Linked DNA regions of Homo sapiens: region 2 is linked to region 1. The links are chromatin loops, found by intact Hi-C in ENCODE. Cell type or tissue: K562. All regions are shown on one strand.

Region 1 (8,000 bases):
AAGAACAATCTACTTCAAATTAGTGTATGCAATCTGGTTGCTATTACTAAAACATAAATTTGCTTCATTCATTCACTTGAGAAAAAGTATATAGAGAGCCCTTTATTAACTGTTTAAGTGTCTTAATGCAGACTCACCTAGTATCGCAAACTAACATTTTTCAAGTTCCTTAATACCTTCCCTTCCAACTCATCTTTCTCTTTCCTAAGAAGCCTTGCTGAAACCTAGATCTCCAATTTGATCAATTATTTATTTCACCTCCATTTTAACTTTTAAGAACCAGTGTTCGATTGTTTCCCTTTGGTGCTTGCTCTGTGCACTATTTCTGTCCTTCAAGGCTTAGTGTAACTTCCTGTTTCTCATTTCTCTGAATTTCCACAGCCCTTTTTTGTGGTACTTTTATTTACTTTATTTGTGGCACTCATCTTTCTATACAGCATAGGATGGAGGGCAAGCACACTCAACTCAAATCCTAACTCTGCCATTTACTAGCTGGGTGCCTCTAGTCAAGTCACTTAACATTAATGAACTATGCTTCAGTTTCCCCATCAGTAAAATGGGAATAATATTTGTATATAAATCATAGCATTTTCAAGAGCAAATGAATAAGCACTTAGAACAGTGCTTGTGACAATATTAAGTCCTATTTAAATATCTATTATTATAGTGATTTGCCTAATTTTAATCTCTACTTTCTCTCCTAGGTTCTTTTTGTGGACTAGATGTATTTTTCTTTTCTGAATCCCCCTGTACAGCTTACCAATTCCCTAAACAGGTAGTCAGGTAAAAAATATATTTGCTGAATTACTTTCTGTTGAAGGCTCTGGAATTGTTCTGAAGGAATTGTTCTCCAATCACTTCACTTGTCTATATTTTAAGTTCCTAACAGTTCTTCTTAAAATGTTCAGCCAAAAACATCCCTAACAATGGAGGGGGGTAAAAAGAACTCCAGCATGGTTTGGGATAAAGATTAAAATTTCTATTCTATTAGCTCCATCAGCTGCCACTAGTTACTAAAAGCACTAGTTCAGACTGAGGCCCTTTAGGACACTATGAGTGCCAAGATCAACTAATCTTGTGTACCCTTGCCTGTTCTGAAAATAGAAAATGGAGACACCCATTTTTTTTTATTACCAATCTGGGGCTTTACCCTAAGAAGCCTATCCCGCCACATAAAATTTATTTAAAATTGCAGTGTATCTGAACATTTCACAAGAGTTTTTCATTTCACTCTACAATGCAACCATGTTTGTGTGAAAGTTGATCACACAAATTGAGTCATTCTTGTGATGTCCAACCACATCAGAGTTGAGATGTCAGGAGGCAAAAGCACACAGGGCACATAGCATTGCTCCAAAAACATGATTCTCTGCAAGCCAAGCTTCTGAAACTGCCTAGGACCAGTTATACCAAATAACTACTAAAATGACCTTCCAGGAGGTCATTTTAACTACCACCATCACCCACCAGTCAAAGCTTGCCAGCTTCTCACAACTTCACTACTGTCAATGAACTTTCTTTCAAAACCATATGTAACATTTCTCTTTTTTTGTAAAATCCCCACCCTTTTCTTTGTTCTTCAGACATACCAAAGACATACTTTGTGTATGCCCTGAATTGCAATTCTGCCATTTCCAAATAAAACGTTAAATTTAGAGATTTGTCTCTACATTTTATTTTGACTTCGACGTTTGTATAAATTTAAACACATATTTTCTCCTAATCTCTGATTAAAACTGATCCTTCGGGGAGATGTAACCATGTTTCTTAAACCCCCTGGTACCTAATATCTCCAGATGCTGCACCTCCAGGTGCTGCAGTACACCTCATTTTCAGAAACACAATCCTAGGTTACATGTTTCCTGCAGTATATTGTTTTTGCATCCTCCCAGTAGCAACTAAAATATTACTCCCAAAATAGCCATAAAAGTTTGTGATATATGACAGAATAATAGCAACATCTACATTTTAATAGTGCTAAGCATTTGTAAAATTATTTCATATAATCCTATTTAATATTTTAAAGAATACTAAATTCAAAAAGATCACATTATAAGCATGTATCAACTAAATCCTGTTGAAGCCTGTAAGTAAATTTTCACTTTTCTCCAGAGTACGTCTGCTGCCAGAACACTAGCCAGAAGTAATTCAGGTAAATTTCTAAAATACAATGCTAGCATATTCAACAGGATAAAAGTGCATGCTAAAATTATCAGGCATAGCTACAATACTTAGTGAATACAAAAGCTGTCTTTCCTCCGATAAATTCTTTAGAATTCAAACGCATTATAATCTAACATATAATTACTGTCCTGGGTCTACTTGTGACAAAAAAATTACATGTAATGGCTTCTTGTTTCAATCAAAACAATTCTTCTCATCAAGAATTTTGATCAAATGAAATTACAGGCCCACATGATTTCCACCCAGCTGGACTTTAAGGTCAATAACAATGAATAGGTTATATAACACTAAATTTTCAATCTATCACGCTTTATGTGATCAATCCTAAATACAAAATAAATGGCAAATTCGCTCAAGTTATTCAAGTAAAAACGGTTCACTTTACTTCCCCTTAAAATACAAACTACAATTTGGATTTATGGTGATACTGGTGCCCTGCCATTGATTTAAGTGCAGCTGGGACTGGGCTGTTTCACAATTTCCAAATTCATGCAAAGACTATATATCAACTCAGAAGAACCTAAAAGAGGTGTAGACACGGAAAGAAGGCAGTAGGGGAGGGCTCAGGTGCTAAAAGGCCTCATTACAGTAACAGAGCATAGGACATGGAGAAGGGGAGGAGGGGCAGCAGGGAAGGTTACTCACAGTGGCCCCCACAGGTGAAGCCTTTGTAAAGGCAGTGAGTGGGGAGAAGCTGAGTTACTTTTGTCTGAGGAGTAGAGATATGGTTCTAGAGTCTCCAACCCGATTTGGATAACAATAAAAAGACCCTTTCCTACCAAGTTCTTTCCAGCTAAGGCTGTGACCTCTCCGCCAGGAACTAGAAAGAGGAGTCGTAGGAATGAATGTCCCAGCCTCAAACTCCAGCTGCACAACTTACCGGGACCCCCCGACCCAATTCATCTTCCCAAATCTTTTGACACTGAGGTCCCTGTGTCTAGAGCTCAGACATCTCAGCTCTGCGCCAAATCGCAGCTTCAGCAGGATCCCCCAGGGCCTCCTGACAACGTCAGGGCCCGAGTAAGCTCCTTCTGGTCCACCGCCTGAGGCCCAACCTCCCAACAGCCTCTGCGGCTTCTGCGTGTTCCTTCCGGTCCTGATAGGGCCGCAAGGGGACGCTGCGGCAAAGCAGCCGACCTGGCTGACATCGTTTTAATCGCTGAGGCAAGGCAGGCCTAAATAAATGAAAGCCTAAATTTTTGACAGGGGCCACAGGATTAGTGTTTCAAAACACCTCCATCATAATTTTATCTAGTTCTGACAGGTCTTTGACGTCTTTTTCGAGTCAGAGACCAGACTTGAGAAAGAAAAAGAAGGCAAGGACACAGTTAAGGATCGCTAACCCTAAAAATGATGTTTCCCTTCCCATTTATTACCCCATACCCAAATTCCTTAAATATCCTTCATGTGCAGTTTTAATACTCCGTAAACAGGTGTTTATAAGAAACATAGCGCTGTAGTAAGTTACCATTCTGTGCATTGAGTTGCTAAGAGAGCTTAAATCAGGCCGGGCGCAGTGGCTCACGCCTATAATCCCAGCACTTTGGGAGGCCAAGGTGGGCAGATCACGAGGTCAGCAGATCAAGACCATCCTGGCTAACACGGTGAAACTCCGTTTCTACTAAAAATACAAAAAATTAGTGGGACGTGGTGGGACGCGCCTGTAGCCCCAGTTATTCAGGAGGCTGAGGCAGGAGAATTGCTTCAACCCAGGAGGGCAGAGGTTGCAGTGAGTCGAGAGACTCCAGCCTGGGCGACAGAGCAGACTCTGTCTCTTAAAAAAAAAAAAAAAAAGAAAGAAAGGAAAAAAAAGAGCTTGATCAAAACTTAATTAGATGTAAAAGTCCAAAGATGTTAAAATCCTTACTGAAAAAAAAATCTCAAAACAAAAATTGAATTATGCTATTTGTTTCTGTATTAAGTTTGTATATCCTTACAAAACAATTATCTTACAAACTGTCCTATATTATTTTGGTTAGAAACTAGGCATCTCTTCTTCCAAATACATGCACAAATTACATTTTTTTAAATTGCCATGTTTTTTTCCAGAACATAACCTGGGGAAGATTTCACAATTTGATATATAATAATCGATTTTTTGTTAAGTCATTGGAAAATAGTACTTAGAATAGGATTATGTCCCAGGGTAGATATCTTGTTTAATCACAAAAATCCTGTTTTTTATGACAAAATTCACCAAGGTGTATCTAAAATTGAATTAGACCAAGTGAATTCAGCATTTCCGAGAATATCAGACTTTGACATGGAGTTGTTTTTTCAGTAACAAAACCATACAGGCAAGGAAGAAGCAATGGCCCTGTGTATCAGCCTTTCCTACTTTCAACATTTTAAAACATATTGACTAAATTAACTGAAAGGGGAAATAATTTGCTAAGGGATTAACTCTTTTTTTCTTTATTGTGAGTAAAGGGACATAAGGAGAGGTTGACCAAGTTGTTGGGTAAAGAACTAAGAGCTGGCACTCCATTTGTGGGAGCCAAAAATTAAAACAATTGAACTAACGGAGATAGAGACTAGAGTGATGGTTACCAGAGGCTGGCAGTGGGGGATGGGGAAGTGGGAATGGTTAATGGGTAGAAAAATATATTTAGATAGAATGAATAACATCTAGTTTTGATAGCACAACAGGATGATTACAGTTAACATTTATTATACATTTTAAACTAACCAAAAGAGAATAATTGGAATGTTTATAACACAAAGAAATAATAAATGCCTGAAGTGATGGATACTTCATTTACCTTGAAAGATTATTATACATCTTATGCCTGTATCAAAATATTTCATGTACCCCATAAACATATTCACCTACTATATACCCATTAAAATTAAAAAGAAAAATACATAAAAATTTTAATAAGAACTGAGAGCTGGATGGGCCATCTCTTCCCCCTTACTAGAGTCACTTCTTTCCTTCCAGTCACAGGGAGGCAGTGAATTAGGCTAAGGAAAGATTAACCTATGAGATACATGTTCAGACAAGATATTTACTGGGTTTTCCTTCACAGAAAAAGACATTTCCTTATGAACTAGGTATTAGGTAGTTATGTGTAATAGCTGAAATGTTGACCTAAAATCTCATTTTCAGTGCTGTTTATGCCTCCATGAGTAAGACTAGCATGACTGATAGATAATAAGAGAGTCCAATGCTGTGCTATTTTAGGGCCAGTAGAGCAATTAGGTAATCTCTTGGGTCAGGAAACAGTTCAAGAAAGCAATACAGCACAGATGAAATACTATTAAGCATTTGTTGAAAAGGAAATCCATTCGAAATTCTCAAACCTTAAACAATTTATCTTTACCTATTTCTAAAAATTATTTACTTTCTGGATATTCATAATCTGAACATGCAACACATATACAATATACATTATACATACATTTATGTATATACATATATATAATTCTCTTTATTACAAAAAAATTTCTGATGTTTTACAGTTCATAAAACATATATAGTCTCTAATTTGTATTCTATATATATAAACTCCATTTAATTCATTTCTTTCATGGATATTGGTAGGGTACATGAGAATATCACACTTGAGAGCACAGTGATTTGAGAATTATTGATTTTAAAAATTATTCTCATTGTTTCTCAAGATCTTTTCTAAGAAGATTTCTCCCCTCTTAAGAAAATTTTAATAATCTCCCATATAAACACACTTGAAGTTGAGACGTTTGTGTGGAAATTAGGCCTAAGTATGTTTTTTACTACAGTAACAAAGATTTTTTTCTCCTCTTTCCTAGTTTGGAATTCAAACTAAATTAACAGTCTCTTAGCTTTAATTGCATACTGTCAATAGAAAAAAACTGAAAGAAGGCCGGGCGCGGTGGCTCACGCCTGTGATCCCAGCACTTTGGGAGGCCGACGGGGGTGGATCACCTGAGGTCAGGAGTTCGAGACCAGCCTGACCAACGTAGCAAAACCTCATCTCTACTAAAAATACAAAAATTAGCTGGGCGTGGTGGTGGGCACCTGCAGTCCCAGCTACTTGAGAGACTGAGGCAGGAGAATCACTTGAACCTGGGAGGCAGAGGTGGCAGTGAGCCTAGATTGTGCCATTGCACTCCAGCCTGGGCAACAGAGTGAGGCTCCATCCCCCTCAAAAAAAGAAAGAAAGAAAGAAAAGAAAAAGAAAAAACTGAAAGAAGTACCTTGACATTCTTAGTTTTTTACTTAAATGCCATATATTATTGACCTAATTGTCCATATGGCTTCCTGTCTTCTTGAATCCTTCCTCTGCCTTATCTGAAGGCTTGTGTCTAGTCTCAGACACTAGGACCAACTCTTACCCTTGAGAGCAGGGAGAGGTGAATGGTGGGAGTGAAATTTAAGTGGTTAGAGTTAGGTCTTCACCTAAGTGGCTCAATATCAAATCAAATTTCACGTTGACATTTTCCACACTTCAAGTAACTCACTTTCAACCTTCCTTGTACCACGATTCAGGTAACAAAATTTCTGTCTTGATCATTTTCCTCATAAATAATTCTTCATTCTCACAAGTCTCTCACTCCAGATGCTGAAAGCTTGTTCCTGCACTATAACCTCATTATCAGTTGGTAAACTGACCTACCTCCAGCTAAGTCCTATTTGAATCTCTAGTGTCCTTTGCTTCTAGAGTTCTCACTGCCATGCTCCTCCCCTAATATGGCTGTCTCTGGTTGTATGTATTGCAAACCACTTGCCTCGACTGCCAGCTGCTGTCTGCATCCTTCTGTGTACCATGTTCTGCCTAACAACATCCTGCCATCACCCCCAGTTAGGTTTACTCTGGCCTTTAACCTGTCCTGTCACTGCTAACCCTTTTGTGTGTAGCTGTTAGGAGATGTGACATAAATGAAAGGCAACCTTATCTTGCATACAACAAAAGCAAGAGCTTAGGAATAAAAGATTTTGGCAATAACTTCCATGACCACTATTATCTGTACATACAGGCTTAAAAAGTCTTAATGGGATGATGGATTATGCTACTAATATGGCCAGCTATCAAAAAAACTTGCATGAGTTTGACACTCATGTGTCAGTCAGTCTGCTGAATTGAATGCAAACAAATGAAGAGATATGTGATGATTGTCAGAATTAATATGAGTACATAAGAAAGAAGTTTTAAAATTTTAAGAATATGGTTACTTATGAAAGTGAGGATAGTTCTTTGTGATAAACTCAGTAATGAAGATCATTTAATGCTGAGATGGGTTTTATATTCTAGCACAGAGGTTTGCAAACTTCTATAAAGGGCCAAATAGTACATATTTTAGTCTTTGTTGCATCCACCACTGTGGCTTGAAAGAAGCCATAGACAGAGAGTAAATGAATGGGTGTGACTGTTTTCCAATAAAACTTTATTTATAAACACAAAAATGAGAATTTTATATAATTTTCACAGGACAAAATATTCTTGTTTTGAAGTATTTTCAACCACTTTAAAAATGTAAAAATCATTCCTAGCTTAAGGGTCATATAAAATTAAGTGGCAGGCTAGATTTGGCCCACCAGTTGTAATTTGCCAACTTCTGTTCTAGCTTGATGCATATTTTCCTAAGCTTTTAATTGACTGGAAATGTGTATGTATGTTGGGGGCCAGCTGCTGGTGAACAAAACTGGCTGTAGCTACTGAGCATACTCAGTGTCACTTAGAAATCCCCAGAAGTTTCAGAATATATATCACTTTTGTAAGATTTCAGTAGATACCACAAGCAGAAGAGCAAGCAGAAAGGGAGATTTCCGAGAATTTTAATGAGATGGGGGGCGGGGACAGTGAAGAGCAAAAAAAATGGTTTTTCCATATCCA
Region 2 (8,000 bases), 260 kb after region 1:
AAAACTAATTGAAGGTTGCTTTGAAGGATACAATGCTACAGTTTTTGCTTATGGACAAGTAAGTGCCATATTATTTTCATAGGAGTTGAAACTTTTCAGAAATGTTAATTCAGTTGCGCTTTCATTTTTGTTTCTTAAGGTTATGTTAAGGTTGAACACTAATCTTTCTCTGTTCTTTTGTTTAGACTGGAGCTGGTAAAACATACACAATGGGAACAGGATTTGATGTTAACATTGTTGAGGAAGAACTGGGTATTATTTCTCGAGCTGTTAAACACCTTTTTAAGAGTATTGAAGAAAAAAAACACATAGCAATTAAAAATGGGCTTCCTGCTCCAGATTTTAAAGTGAATGCCCAATTCTTAGAGGTAATAATCCAATTTTGGCATTAATTTCTTTTAAATTTTGTTCTTATAGACTGTGTTTATGATTTTATACTGTTGGCTTCAAGTATAGTGCTTTGAAGATAGTACTCAATAAATGTTGTTTGAGTAAATTAACATTAGATAGTAGAAATAACTTTTCCTTACTTGTAGGAAGTGATGTTTGAGTTTAAGATTATAAACACTTGACCAATGTCCATAGAATAAAAGAACAATTAATATTGTTTATTTAAGAACCCCCCCCATTTTTTTGGAGATAAGAGTCTCATTCTGTCACCCAGGTTGGAGTGTAATGGCACCATTTCGGCTCACTGCAGCCCCTGCCTCCTGGGTTCAAGTGATTCTTGTGCCTCAGCCTCCTGAGTACCTGGGACTACAGGCATGCACCACCACACCTGGCTAATTTTTTGTAATTTTAGTAGAGATGGGGTTTCGCCATGTTGCCTAGGCTGGTCTCGAACTCCTGGCCTCAAGCTATTCACTTGCCTCTGCCTCCCAAAGTGCTGGGGTTACAGGTATGAGCCCAGCCAGGAACTTATTTTTATCAATAGATAAAGGTTATTACTGTTGTAATTTAGACAGGCTTACAGAGTGGTGGGAACTTAATGACTAAGGCCAAAAGTAGGGGAAGTATGTGAGAAATAATAGGTCTGAGGTTGTAGCACTTATCTGGCTGAAGAAATTGTTATCCTTGCATAGGTAGACAGATGTTTTGATATAATGTCTAAAGGTTGTGGTGGATTTGGATTAATTTAGGCTGTCTAGCATAGTAGAAGGAAAATAACACTAAGAGGACATCTAGGATTTGAGCAATATTGCACTTTGGTGGACAGTGGCATAATTCTAGGTTCTTGGTGCAAAGAGAATTTAGTCTAAATTACCTGATCCATGAGCTAATCATTTTCATCATTGATGAAAATTTTCCTCAGCCTTATGTAGCACAACATAGAAAAATTAGTATCAGTTTTTTTTTTTTACTGCTGGTTTTAATGGATATCCTTATTTAGTAAAAACCAAAGAGAATATAACTATGTATTCCTAAGGAAAGTAAATGATGGTGGAAAAAGAAAAGAAACAGTGTTATTCCATCTTCCCTTTCACCCTCCAAAATGTTGTCAGGCATTGTAACTTTAAAACATATTGATAGAAAAATAGGTGTGTATATTCTCTTCTAAGGAGGTATCTGGGTTTTTTCAGCCACTATTGATACAGGAACACTAATATTGTTACTGACCTTGCAAACATGCTAAGTGTTAATTTTTCAACACGTTAAGAAAGGTTTCAGGGCAACAGGAAATATGTTTTTAGCTCAAGTAGTAAAAATTCTTTAAATATTCTGAAGCTTAAGATTTGTCCACATTTGGCACATGTTTCTAGGGTTTGCTTGTATTTGTAAATATTTGACTATCTCTTGCAAAGGATTAGTAGATCATTTTAGCTAGTCCTCAACCCATTAGTCATGATTAAGTCACTTACTGTTTTTACTTTTGTAAATAAATCTGGCATTTACTTATAATTGTTATAATAATAGCCTCATTCATTTTAATGTGTTATTTTGAAAAAATATGTCATTTTGAAATACTTTAAAAATCTGTATGAAGGAATCATTATGTAATGTGTTGTTATGACAACTACCCAGACAATTTCTGCTAAAATTAGATTTCTAATATTTTTTTGATAGCTCTATAATGAAGAGGTCCTTGACTTATTTGATACCACTCGTGATATTGATGCAAAAAGTAAAAAATCAAATATAAGAATTCATGAAGATTCAACTGGAGGAATTTATACTGTGGGCGTTACAACACGTACTGTGAATACAGAATCAGAGGTAATATTTATATTATAGTTAAAACAGAGCATAGTTGGCTTTATTTAAATAGTGAGCTTTGCTGATAATCTGCTTAAGATCAAGATATGAAATTTATATCCTGAAGCATGACATGGAATTAAGATCTTGTGTTCTTTCCTCACATTTAAAAAATCAGAATATTAGTATAAAAATATCAGGATTATTATAAAGTCAGCATATTTGTCATAGCATCAAAAGAATCTAAGGCAATTTATGAACAGTTTTCATTCACAGCTAGAGAAAGAGGGTTAGACAATTGATGGTGAAGAATGAGACCACAATCCTTTTGTACTTTTTGCTTTAACCTATGTAGAACTGTATCATGGCTCCTAGAGGGAGATTGTTGAGAAAAATTACAAAAAATAATTTTAACGGAATATAGAGAAGCGTCTGAATAATTCAAGTTATTGCTCAGTTTGTACCAAAGTGTTCTACTATAACAGTTTTGGAATGGAAGCTGCAAATGTCAGCAAATGGCCAACAATGGAATCTCAGTGTTTTCTTCTATTTAAAAAATAATACACTATTATACTGAGAAGTCCATCTCAAAAAGTGCCTGTAACTGAACTAATAATGTGAAATTCCACATCTTTTATATCCCTTAACATGGTGGGTTTTAGCCATTACCTCAGACTTTGGATTGTATAGTATCTTGTTTATTGTTCAAGTAAAGTCCTTGTTTCTTCCCCTTTTTCAGATGATGCAGTGTTTGAAGTTGGGTGCTTTATCCCGGACAACTGCCAGTACCCAGATGAATGTTCAGAGCTCTCGTTCACATGCCATTTTTACCATTCATGTGTGTCAAACCAGAGTGTGTCCCCAAATAGATGCTGTGAGTTATTAATTCTAATTTCTTAAACTTTCAATTTTTATCTCCCTAAAACCACATGAATTCTCTGAGAATATATTTGAGCCAAATTCAGTTCATTTAGTCATTCCTTTTTCTAATTTCCTTTTCTGATCCTAGTTAAGTTGAAGCTGGTCAGCCATGTAAGATTTTGAAATAAAAAATTGTATAAATGTCTGAAAAACCAAAAAGCATGCTGTGGCCATATGTTGTTGGATGTCATCACCTGAGACCTTTTGCTTTTGAGGATTATATGCTGTAGGTTTCCCTTCATTAGCATAAGCAAAGCCTCAGTTGATAATAGTTGAGTTCTGACCATCCAGGCTTTTTCTGACTTTAAATTTCTAATTGCCAGCAGACATTTTTGAATTTATTTGGCTTTATGCCTGTTTCTTTGGTTGTGCCTATATGTGTACATGGGATAAGCGCAAGGTAGGTTAGGAGGATATTTAATGTTACATTAATAAAGTATTTTCAATTATTTTTCTTAATTTCAGGACAATGCAACTGATAATAAAATTATTTCTGAATCAGCACAGATGAATGAATTTGAAACCCTGACTGCAAAGTTCCATTTTGTTGATCTCGCAGGATCTGAAAGACTGAAGCGTACTGGAGCTACAGGCGAGAGGGCAAAAGAAGGCATTTCTATCAACTGTGGACTTGTAAGATTAAGGCTTTGTGCTGAGAATATATCAGAGCTTTTCTATTGTCCTTTTGTCTTTTGTAATTTATAATATCCATATGGAAATCCTTCAGATACTGAACCAAGAAATGAAAATTATAGAACAGTTATTAGTAATGCACTGAATCTCCAATCTCCTCATGTTGTAGGCTTTTTTCTGTTTTTATATATTACAGATTTTCTTCATGTGTATAAATTTAGTCGTACTAAAATTTATATGTGCAGAAAATTATAGATATACAAATTATTTGAAAAATTCTTTCCACATTTAACAATATACTGTCAAAATCAACTTATTTATTTATTTTTATCTTTTATTTTTTTAAAACAGGGTCTCACTCTGTCACCCACTCTCCTGGAGTACAGTGGTGCGATCATGGCTCACTGCAGCCTTGACCTCACGGGCTCAATTGATCTTCCCACTTCATAGAAGCTGGGACCACAGGCGAGTGCCACCACACCCAGATAATTTTTGTATTTTTTGTAGAGATGGGGTTTTGCCACATTGCCCAGGCTAGTCTCAAACTTCTGGGCTCATGCGATTCACTCACCTCAACCTCCCAAAGTGCTGGGATTACAGGCGCGAGCCACTGCGCTTGGCCCAAAATTTAATATTAAGTTATTTCATGGGTGAAGACCTTCAAAGTAGCCTTTTGATAACATTTTATGACAGTCACTTTATTGACTTTGGAAATTGTAATTTTTTTTAGTAATGATTGTTTCAAAATGATAATTTTTCTAGATTATATTAAGAATTAACTTTAATACCATGCCACCTAGTGGCATTTTGATTGGAAAACTCCTTGTGATTTAGTTAGCATAAAGCTTCATTACATGGAAGGAAATATTTTAGAGCAAAGTTTTGTGTTTTAAATTTGTTCTTATTATCTTCATTACAAAACTGGATATTTGTACCTGCACAAATGTAATGACATCCCTAAATTTCTGCGACACCAATAGCATCAGAGTTGTAACCACCCAAGGGATTCTTTTTGCCTGCTGCCCAGATAGAGCTGATTTATCAAGACAGGGGAATTGCAATAGAGAAAAAGTTTAATGCACACAGAGCCAGCTAAATGGAAGACTGGAGTTTTATTACTCAAATTAGTCTCTCCAAAAATTCAGAGACTGCAGTTTTTAAAGTATAATTTGGTGAATGAGGGGGCTAAGGGAGTGGGGAGTGGAGGTTAAATCATATGGGGTCTAAGTGGATTCTTCTTGCTGTCTTCTGTTCCAGGGTGGGATTACAGAACTGCTTGAGCCAGATTACCAGTCTGCATGGTGTCAGCTGGTGCATCAGAATGCAGGGTCTAAAAAAATATCCAAACATCAATCTTAGGTTTTACAATAGTCATCTTATCCATAGGAGCAATTGGGGAGGCTGGGAATCTCGTGGTCTCTAGCTGCATGACTCTTAAATCATAATTTCTAATAATCTTGTGGCTAATTTGTTAGTTTTACAAAGGCATGCTGGTCCCCAGGGAAGAAGAGGTTTGTTTCAGGAAAAGGTTGTTATCATCTTTTCAAAATTCTTTAAACTATAAATTCCTCCTTTAGTTAGCTCAGCATAGGAATGAACAAGGGCAATTTAGAGATTAAAGGCAAGATGGAGTGGATTAGGTCAGATTTCCCTCACTGTCATACTTGTCTCACTGATATGAATTTTGCAAAGGCAGTTATAGAGTGTGTGGTGTCTGCTTTCCTCCCATTAATCACCCCCCAATATTTACTCCTATATGATTATGATCCGTCTATGGGGAAATTACCAACCAAGCCTGATTAGAGAGAGCCAGACCTTCCAACTCCAATACTCATCTTGATGGTCCGACATGTGGGTGAATGTTGTATAAAATGGCATGCCTGGATTCTGGACTTCTTGCATTGTTTTGAGTTTCTTAGGAGATATAATCATGGTGGTATTTACATTTATGTTGTCAGGAAAAGACAAAAGCCATTGCTTTGTTTTCCTCTTTAGGCTCTTGAAGCATGTTGAGACATATCTAGTAGAGTTTCAGTATTACCATTGCTTATGACAGTAGCTGCTCTGGAAAGGGGGAATGATGAAAAAGTGTGATCCTGTTGCCACTCCCTGCATGATCTATTTTTCCTAACAAAGTCATGGTTATAGATGTTTGCATTACTGATGGCCAGTGTGAACAACATTTTGGATAATGTTTATCTTGTAGGTGATAATTCAGTGACAGTAGGAAAAACAGCAGGGTGGCAGGAGTGACTACAGAGTTCTGTAATTTGACTAGTTTTTAAATAATTGGATGCTAACACATATATTATTGTATTTATTTATTTATTTTGAGGCGGGGTCTCACTCTGTTGCCCAGGCTGGAATGCAGTGGTGCAATCCCAGCTCACTGCAACCTCCACCTCCCAGGTTCAAGCTATTCTTCTGCCTCAACCTCCCAAGTAGCTGGGACTACAGGCACACACCACCACGCTTAGCTGATTTTTGTATTTTCAGTAGAGATGGGGTTTCCCCATGTTGGTCGGGTTGGTCTCAAACTCCTCACCTCAGGTGATCCCCCCACCTTGGCCTCCCAAAGTGCTGGGATTATAGGAATGAGCCACTGCACCCAGCCCATCTTATTGTATGTCTAAGGATAGATATACTTGCATAGGAATACCTTGTTCAGAGAAATAATACTGATTTTTTTTGTTGTGATTAAAGAAGGTTTTCTTTTCCCGTGGGAACTGTATTGCAAAACGAAAATTTGCATCAAACTGTTAAACTAACTAAACATTTTATTTTTACATTGAGTTGAGGAGAAGAATGCGTAACATGAATGGACAATTTTCTGGGGACATAACCTGATGCTCTGATAATTCTAGGGGTAACTAAAGTTGTCAATCTTATTTCTGTTTCAAAGAATTAGTACTATTAGTACTATAGTACTAATATATACATACGGTATTATATATAGTACTAATATATATGTACTAAATTTTCAGTGACATTGGTTACAAATGTAAAACAAAACCAAACACAAATATTCTTAATTATATTATGTCTCTATATTATTCTCTGTAAACTTTCTTTATTTAAAATTGTTATAATTAGTAAATTTGTATCATTTTGCTGTCTTTCTTTCTCTTTCTTTTAGTTGGCACTTGGCAATGTAATAAGTGCCTTGGGAGACAAGAGCAAGAGGGCCACACATGTCCCCTATAGAGATTCCAAGCTAACAAGACTACTACAGGATTCCCTCGGGGGTAATAGGTATGCATAGATGATTATCCTCTACTCAGACTTTTGATTATTCATTATTAAATAAGCTTGTAAGATGATTTATAAGAACTACTTTTATTGCAAAGCAAACTAATAGGATGAGGAACTAATCCTTATACTGTTAAGGATCTCAAATGTGTGAATAATTTTGTATGTTATTTCACATAATCCTAGCATCCCTTGAGGTGTAGGTATTATTATTCTATTTTCTAGATAAGGGAAATGAATCTAGAGAGGTTAAGTAATTTATTCAAGGCCACTTAGCTTGTATATGAAGTCAATAGTATGTGGACTTTCTCTCTTATCGTAGCTTCTGTTTTAAGTACTTAGCACAGAATAGAAAGCTAATAAAATTTTGTTGAAAAAGTACTCTTTCCTAAGTAATTACAAAGTAATTTAAATATTATTGGTACTTTTTTTTTTACAAAGTCTTCTAAAAATTCAAATTTTTTTTTATACGTGGAAAAATCTTAATGTCCACTGAATGAAATACAGAGTGTTGGCTGGTTATTAACTTTGCCAATATCACTGACATTCTTGCTTTCTCATACCTTGCATCATTCTGATATGTTTTTTCAGCTTTTTTTTTTATGGTAATGTATTCCCCTCTGTAAATATGTTGGCTTTACAAATGGAAACATTTTTGGGATTTAAATTCAATCATAGCACAATTCAACAAGTTACCAACAACCACAGTGAATCTATTTTACAGTGTTTGCAATAATGTAACATCATATTTACTGAAAAGATTATTAGATGCTATACAACAAATCTAGTATTTAAACTAGCAAGGTTTCTTTTTGAACAACTGTGTTAGTTCGTTCTTGCACTGCCATAAATACCTGAGACTGGGTAATTTATACAGAAAAGAGGTTTAATTGTCTTACAGTTCTGTAGGCTCTACAGGAAGCATGATTCTGGCAGCTGCTTGGCTTCTAGGGAGGCCACAGGAAACTTACAGTCATGACAAAAGGCAAAGAGGGAGTGAGAAC

The links. Hi-C counts contacts between places; a loop is a spot of excess contacts. Peaks named below come from ENCODE experiments on the same cell type or tissue, not always from the same donor. Only the 100,000 strongest peaks of a DNase experiment are listed, where the experiment ranks them.
Region 2: a loop joins it to region 1, with 4 times the contacts of the local background. A loop is called at or near these places in 7 of 110 quality-filtered maps.

What each region holds. Positions count from the first base shown.
Region 1 is chr12:39,621,424-39,629,423 of GRCh38, reverse strand. It overlaps REDIC1 (regulator of DNA class I crossover intermediates 1), which reads right to left and starts at 3,241. Exons shown (of 13, transcript NM_001031748.4): 1 at 3,065-3,241. The coding sequence starts at 3,087. In K562, a CTCF peak has its summit at 3,302 (motif pointing right); DNase peaks (open chromatin) are centred at 2,803 and 3,263; H3K4me3 peaks cover 149 bases.
Region 2 is chr12:39,362,097-39,370,096 of GRCh38, reverse strand. KIF21A (kinesin family member 21A) reads left to right here. Exons shown (of 38, transcript NM_001173464.2): 2 at 1-58; 3 at 186-368; 4 at 2,065-2,214; 5 at 2,933-3,067; 6 at 3,580-3,747; 7 at 6,884-6,999. Among named protein-coding and RNA genes, the nearest start is that of KIF21A, 77 kb to the left of the region's middle. RefSeq lists an enhancer at 86-205. In K562, a CTCF peak has its summit at 4,560 (motif pointing left); no DNase peak of the experiment used is centred here.